Regions from separate parts of the Homo sapiens genome. Here region 2 is linked to region 1. A link is a contact called in ENCODE Hi-C or POLR2A ChIA-PET data. All regions are on one chromosome and are shown on one strand. The core of a region is the stretch at or near the end of the contact, and the rest is flanking DNA. Distances in the headings are between cores, read along the strand shown.

The links. Hi-C counts contacts between places; a loop is a spot of excess contacts on that map. ChIA-PET counts read pairs that join two places held with the same protein, here RNA polymerase II (POLR2A). Pooled maps may share reads with other maps.
Region 2: a map of aorta shows a loop between it and region 1 (2.7-fold over the local background). The contact joins two enhancer-like sites. A Hi-C loop is called at or near these places in 3 of 168 maps with a recorded cell type or tissue (Caco-2, aorta and heart right ventricle), 2 of 37 single-sample maps with no recorded cell type and 8 of 50 pooled maps. POLR2A ChIA-PET finds 5 or more read pairs at or near these places in 3 of 52 experiments (BJ, MCF 10A and WTC11).

The regions. Positions count from the first base shown.
Region 1 is chr3:190,016,047-190,019,289 of GRCh38, reverse strand. All of the region lies in intron 1 of P3H2 (prolyl 3-hydroxylase 2), which reads left to right. Among named protein-coding and RNA genes, the nearest start is that of P3H2, 100 kb to the left of the region's middle. Within about 2 kb of position 1,454, at least 2 of the 41 ENCODE cell types and tissues checked have a DNase peak (open chromatin) inside an H3K27ac peak, as active enhancers do.
Region 2 is chr3:190,183,991-190,187,233 of GRCh38, reverse strand. No RefSeq gene overlaps it. Among named protein-coding and RNA genes, the nearest start is that of P3H2-AS1, 65 kb to the right of the region's middle. Within about 2 kb of position 1,778, at least 2 of the 41 ENCODE cell types and tissues checked have a DNase peak (open chromatin) inside an H3K27ac peak, as active enhancers do.

The DNA of each region.
Region 1 (3,243 bases), core at 205-2,704:
TTCACTCCAGGGGAAATGTGGCTAAAAATAACATCAGCATCCTTAATCTCCATTGCCTGAGAGGAGCCTGTGTTGACAGACACTGGGAGGGCCAGTCTTCTTTGGTTTCCCTCGCTTCTGTTTGTCTAACTAGCCCTTCCTTAAATGCCAAGTCAGAAAAGTGACTGCATTGAATCTTCCCAGCTATTGAAATGAATGGCAATTATCTTGGCTTTCTCAAGGCAGGCTTTGGTCAAAACATATTCATATGTGTTTTGGAGAAGGATGAGTGGCATAGGATCCAGTAGTTTCTTCCTGTGTCTGTCACAGTGACACTAAGATTTCTGCATGTATTTCTGTAATATCCTGGGCCATTACGGTGTAAGAAGTTTGCCGATGGCTGTATTATAAGGAAAGATAGAAATACTTGTTCTGACCTGAAAGAGTGAATAATTTAGAAAGGAGTACAACAGTCTTAAGTGGGGCATACATAAATACATCAACAAGCACTTACAGTTCATTCCCTCTTATGCCTATATCTAACTTAAACTGCAGCATTAAGTAGTGGAGTTAGCAAGGCACTTATCTTTTTATCCTTTTTTGAGTCAGGGTCTTGCTGTGTTGCCCAGGCTGAAGTACAGTGGCACAATCATAGCTCATTGCAACCTCAAATTCCTGGGCTCAAGGAATCTTCTGTCCTCAGCCTCCCAAGTAGCTAAGATTACAGGTGCTTGCCACCATGCCCAGCTAATTTTTAAATTTTTTATAGAGACAGTGGTCTTGCTATGTTGCCCAAGCTGGTCTCAAACTGCTCGCCTCAAGCAATCCTCCCTCCTCAGCCTCCCAAAGTTTTGGGATTACAAGAAGGAGCCACTACACCTGGCCTACTTATCTAAGCCTTGATTTTCTCATCTGTAAAAATGGGACTATTAACACCTGATTTATAATGATGTTAAAAGGATTAAATACAATACATGCATTTTAAGTGCTTAGCAAGGTGGCACAATACATGATAACCATGATTTTGTTATTATTATTATTTTGTAGAAATGTGCATCTAGATGCAAGAGAGATTGAATTAGTGGCAAATGTGAGTGATTAGTTCATCAAGGTAGACCACAATGATGGGTGAAATAAGTTAAAATCGATGTTAAAATAGAAGCAATCTTTGCCAAGTAGAACAATACTTCCTTACAAAGTTTCATATAATTCTTGACCAACTGCTTGTGAAACCTTTCATAATAAGAGGATGAATTCATAAGGAACTACAGAATCGGTCACTGTGACTTCAGCCACCTGACAATTCATGAGAAGGGTAATCTAAACACCTTTTTTCCATTGACGTGCTCAGATCTGTTGTACTTGGGCTAGTATTTCTGTGTATATACAGAGACATATGTGTCTATGGCATTAGCAAGTTCTCTTTGCCATTGAAGCACTTTTCTGCCCTCTTGGGGCCAGTTTTCACCATTCCAATGTCCTGAGTAATTTGGCTTTAATCAAAAAGTCAGGATCATTCAAGTCAAAGAGAAAAACCTTTCAGGAAATAGATTGTAGAGGTTTTCTTGTGAATCCACAAACAAAGTGTTTGCTCCTTCTCCAAGACTAACTAACAAGGGCTGCAGCATCAGCCATACTCAGCAACTCGGCACATGCATAATACATTGTGGCTTAGGGGTGTGGCTCGATGGCAAACACATAACGGTACTGCTGGTGGTGAATGTGCTGAAGAGAAATCCAGAGAAGAATTTCTGCTAAAATCCATTTCCCATTATGCAAGCTGTCTTCAGGACTTGCTTTTGTTATTGTCAGGAGTCAAATATATTTACCACGCTGTTACTGGCTCCATATAGTCAACAGTTCTTTTGCATCCATGTGTATGCTCTTTGGCCTCTGGAAATAATACCTTTTTGAAATATTTTTTGGGGGATGATTCCCAAACTTTTGTAACTGGGGAAGCAACAGTATTATTTTTTTTTCCCTGAGAGAGCAGCTGAGGTGGCTTAAATTTATATTACTAAATAGAATTTCACTGCCCCAGTCATGGCTAATTTATGAAGAACAAAGAAATGACATTGCTGTATGTATCATGTATCTCTGGTTCTCTGAACAAAATTCTTCAGGATATGGAGAGACCTTTCCTGACTGACAGGACAGCTGGAAAGGGACTAAGGAACAAATGGGAGGAAACACAGAGAAGATGCAGCAGCTCCCATAATAGAGATATGCATGTATCTATCTAAAGGTACATTAAGATATTGGCAGCTCATGATAAAAACATTCATAGAAGAACAACATTTTCTACTGAATTAACCACATTGATTCAGTGGACTCATACTTGAATGGCTACCTTAGATCTATCTGGAATGGCTGTGACCAATAGATTGAGGGAAATTTGGTAGAAATTCTAAGAAGACAAAGTATAGGACTCTGGAATGGCCAAAGCTGCCCAAAGCTAGAATGGGCTGTTTTGGAAGGTAGTGAATGTCCTGTTGCTGAATGCGTGCAAGAAGGGGGTCATGGGACAATTGACAGAACTCTGCAGAAGATGCAAGTACCAGAGGAGAGAGTGGGGTTTGGCCAGATGACTCTTAAGAACTTTTCAGTCTCAGATTCAACGGAAAAAAGCAATGAGACTACATTAAACATATGTTGGAGTTTTAATTTGCAAACTTGGCATTATTATTATTATTTTTTCTAACCAGTTTAGATCACAATTGGCATTCATTTCACAAATCACATGCCAGATTAAAAAATAAAATAAGCAGGCCGGGTGCAGTGGCTCATGCCTGTAATCCCAGTACTTTGGGAGGCCGAGGCGGGTGGATCACCTGAGGTCAGGAGTTCAAGACAGCATGGCCAACGTGGTGAAACCCTGTCTCTACTAAAATTACAAAAAATTAGCTGGGCGTGGTGGAGGGCGCCTGTAATCCCAGCTACCTGGGAGGTTGAGGCAGGAGAATCGCTTGAACCCAGGAGGTGGAGGTTGCAGTGCGCCGAGATCACACCATTGTACTCCAGCCTGGGCAACAAGAGTGAAACTCCATCTCAAAAATAAATAAATAAATAAAAATAAAAATTAGGATTTGGTGTTAATATTCCCATTATACACATGAGGCAATTAAGGTAAAACAAATTAGGATTTATCACATACCAAAACAAGAAGAATGGAAAATCCCATCAGTGATATATGTTGTGGATGTTTTCTCCTTCCAGGATAAGGAAGCCACAGATAATAAAGAGGCAAAACAGCAAGCTAAAGAG
Region 2 (3,243 bases), core at 529-3,028, 170 kb before region 1:
TGTGTGTGTGTGTGTGTGTGTGTGTGTGTGTGTGGTTTTGTGTGTGGTTTGTTGTTGTTGTTGTTTGAGATAGAGTCTTGCTCTGTCACCCAGGCTGGAGTGTACTGGCTCAATCTCGGCTCACTGCAACCTTCGCCTTCCAGGTTCAAGCGATTCTCTTCCCTCCTCCTGAGTAGCTGGGATCACAGGCACCTGCCACCACGTCTGGCTAATTTTTTTGTATTTTCAGTAGAGACGGGGTTTCACCATGTTGGCCAGGCTGGTTTCGAACTCCTGACTTCAAGTGCTCTGCCTGCCTCGGCCTCCCAAAGTGCTGGGATTACAGGCATGAGCCACCACACCGGCCCACAGTGTGCTTTTGAAGAGCAACAGGCTTACAGCTTTCAAATATGCTCTCACTTTGGGGTTAAAGCAGGTCACTTAGTCATCACTGTCTCAAAACTCCTGTCCCCTCCAACCCTGGATCCCCACTGCACTACAACTCTCGAATTCCCTATCTCAGTGAACCCACTGTTTTACCCAAGGCTGAACTTAGGCACCACCTTAGATTCCACATCCAGTATACCATCAAGCTGTTGCTTCTTAGTACTTACCCTCTTGAGTCCACCTCTCTTCCTTCTCCATTGCAACTTAGTTCAAGTCACCATTCTTCTATGTGGCCTCCCTGCCTCCAGTCTTGTCCCATTCCAATGTTACGCACATTGTAGCCACACTACTTCTACAGCAGAAATAGACTGTAGCTATTTCACCGCTTTAAAACCTTTCAGTGCTTTCTGGCTGATTGCCACCCACCCACTCTAATCTCCTTCACTCCTTCTCCAGGACAAATATGGTTTAGAAGACTTTATTGTGGTTTAGGAGACTTGCACAATTTGGTCCTGTATCTCACCACCCTCATTTCTCCTCACTCCATTTTGTACTCTACGTTTTGTCCAGTATGAACAAGCTACAGTCCTATGAAGGCACCTTGCTGCGGTTCCCACCCTGTTTTCTGGCTTATATAAATGCAATATCTTTTACATGCAACATCCTTTCACACTATTCCCCACTTCATTCCTTCTCCTTGCACCCATCGCCTAAATAATTCCTACTGATGCTACTGGCCTCAACTAACATACTATATTTTCCAGGAAGCCTCTCTGAGCCCTCTAAACTGGGTTAGTGTTCATGTGCTGGGCTGTTTGACAGCTGGTATTTACTCCTAGTTAATACAAATGGCATTGTTTTAAAACTGCATATTCATTGTGCGTTACCTCCATTACACTGTCAGCAATTTAACTGTGAAGCCTGTGCCTTTTACTTATTTGTGTAACTCCACAATAGTTAGCATACAGATTATACATCATTGGCTCTCAATAAATATTAGTGGAAATAATAAATGATCTAATTAGTGAATAAAGGATTGGTATTATAAAGGTTCCTATACAATAAAATTGTATTTTCTGTGAGGCTTAACATATTAACACCCTCCTAGCCCTTGACTAACACACAGCAACACTATACTACAGGGGAGTTTCATTATACTGTGTGAACTTAGCAAGTGCTGATTTTTGCTATTTTTCATTGGGAGTGGGGCAGAACACTACAGCTGGAGCCATCATAAGCAAAGCGACTTTAAAAATTCTTGCCTTTTGTCCCACCTTTGCCAATACTCAGGCTTTATCTTGGCTATGTCTTAAGATTCTACCAACTAATGGAATCCCCCGCCTTGGCGTTTTGGCACTGGTTAAATAACCACATTTTTATTAAATGAAACATGAGTCAGCATCTTCCCAGAATCTGTAAGTTCGTTCCTGGTAATGGTTTAGGAATGTGCTTCTCAAACTTTAGCATGCATAACGATTCTGGAGATTTCCTAATTCCCACACTCTTGGCATCCTGGGCCACATAGCTAGACCCCCATCTCTACAAAAAATAACATAATTAGGCCAGGCATGGTGGTCCACGCCTGTAATCCCAGCACTTTGGGAGGCTGAGGCGGATGGATCACCTGAGGTCAGGAGTTCGAGACCAGCCTGACCGACATGGAGAAACCCCATCTCTACTAAAAATACAAAAATCAGCTGGGCGTGATGGGGCACACCTGTAATCCCAGCTACTCAGGAGGCTGAGACAGGAGAATCGCTTGAGCCTGGGAGGTGGAGGCTGCAGTAAGCTGAGACTGGGCCATTGCATTCCAGCCTGGGCAACAAAAGCGAAACTCTGTCTCAAAAATAGAATAATAAAATAATTAGCTGAGTGTGGTGGTGTGCACCTGGTAGTCCTTGCTACTCCGGAGGCTGAGGCAGGAGGATCTCTTGAGCCCAGGAGGTTGAGGTTACAGTGAGCTATGATGACACCACTGTACTCCAGCACTCCAGCCTGAGTGACAGAGCAAGACCCTGCCAAAAAAAAAAAAAGAAAAAAAAAAAACTTGGATCAAGTCTTAAGAATTTGCATTTCTAACAAGTTCCTAGATCAAGCCGATGTTAGCAGTTCAAAGATCATACTAGTTTAGACAACAATCAGCAGCACTAGTTTAGACAACAATCAGCAGTTATTTATTGAGAGGTTGTAGTGTGAGAGACAAAACAGGTAGGGAGAGATCCTGCTAAAAGAGCAACCAATCAATTCCACAAACACTTACAGTGCCTAGTGTGCCACCAAGTGCAGTTTTGCCACCAGGACTCAGAGATATATAAGGAGCCATCCCTGCTCTCCAAGAGCTCTTGGTGTAGTGACAGAAACTGACAACTCAGATTGCGATAGGGATTATAGCTGTTAAGTAGCTTGTCTCCTTTAAAACACAGACTAGGCCTAGTGCGGTGGCTCATGCGTGTAATCCCAGCACTTTGGGAGGCTGAGGAGGGGACATCACTTCAGGCCAAGAGTTCGAGACCAGCCTGGCCAACATGGCAAAACTTTGTCTCTACTAAAGATACAAAAATTAGCCTGGCGTGGTGGTGCACACCTGTAGTCTTAGGTATCAGGAGGCTGAGGCACAAGAATCGCCTGAATTCAGGAGGTGGAGGCTGCAGTGAGCCAAGATCATGCCACTGTACTCCAGCCTGGGCAACAGAGCAAGACTCTGTCTCAAAAAAAGAAAAACAACAACAACAGCAAAGCATAGACTAATACATGTATACATGTAATGGATGAAAATAAGAGAGGGGATTTCAGGCTGACTACGGGAGTCTTTCAATTTCATCTTAAGAAATTTGTACTTACTTTTGTGTGTCCCAGGGAAAATAAGACTTTTGAAAA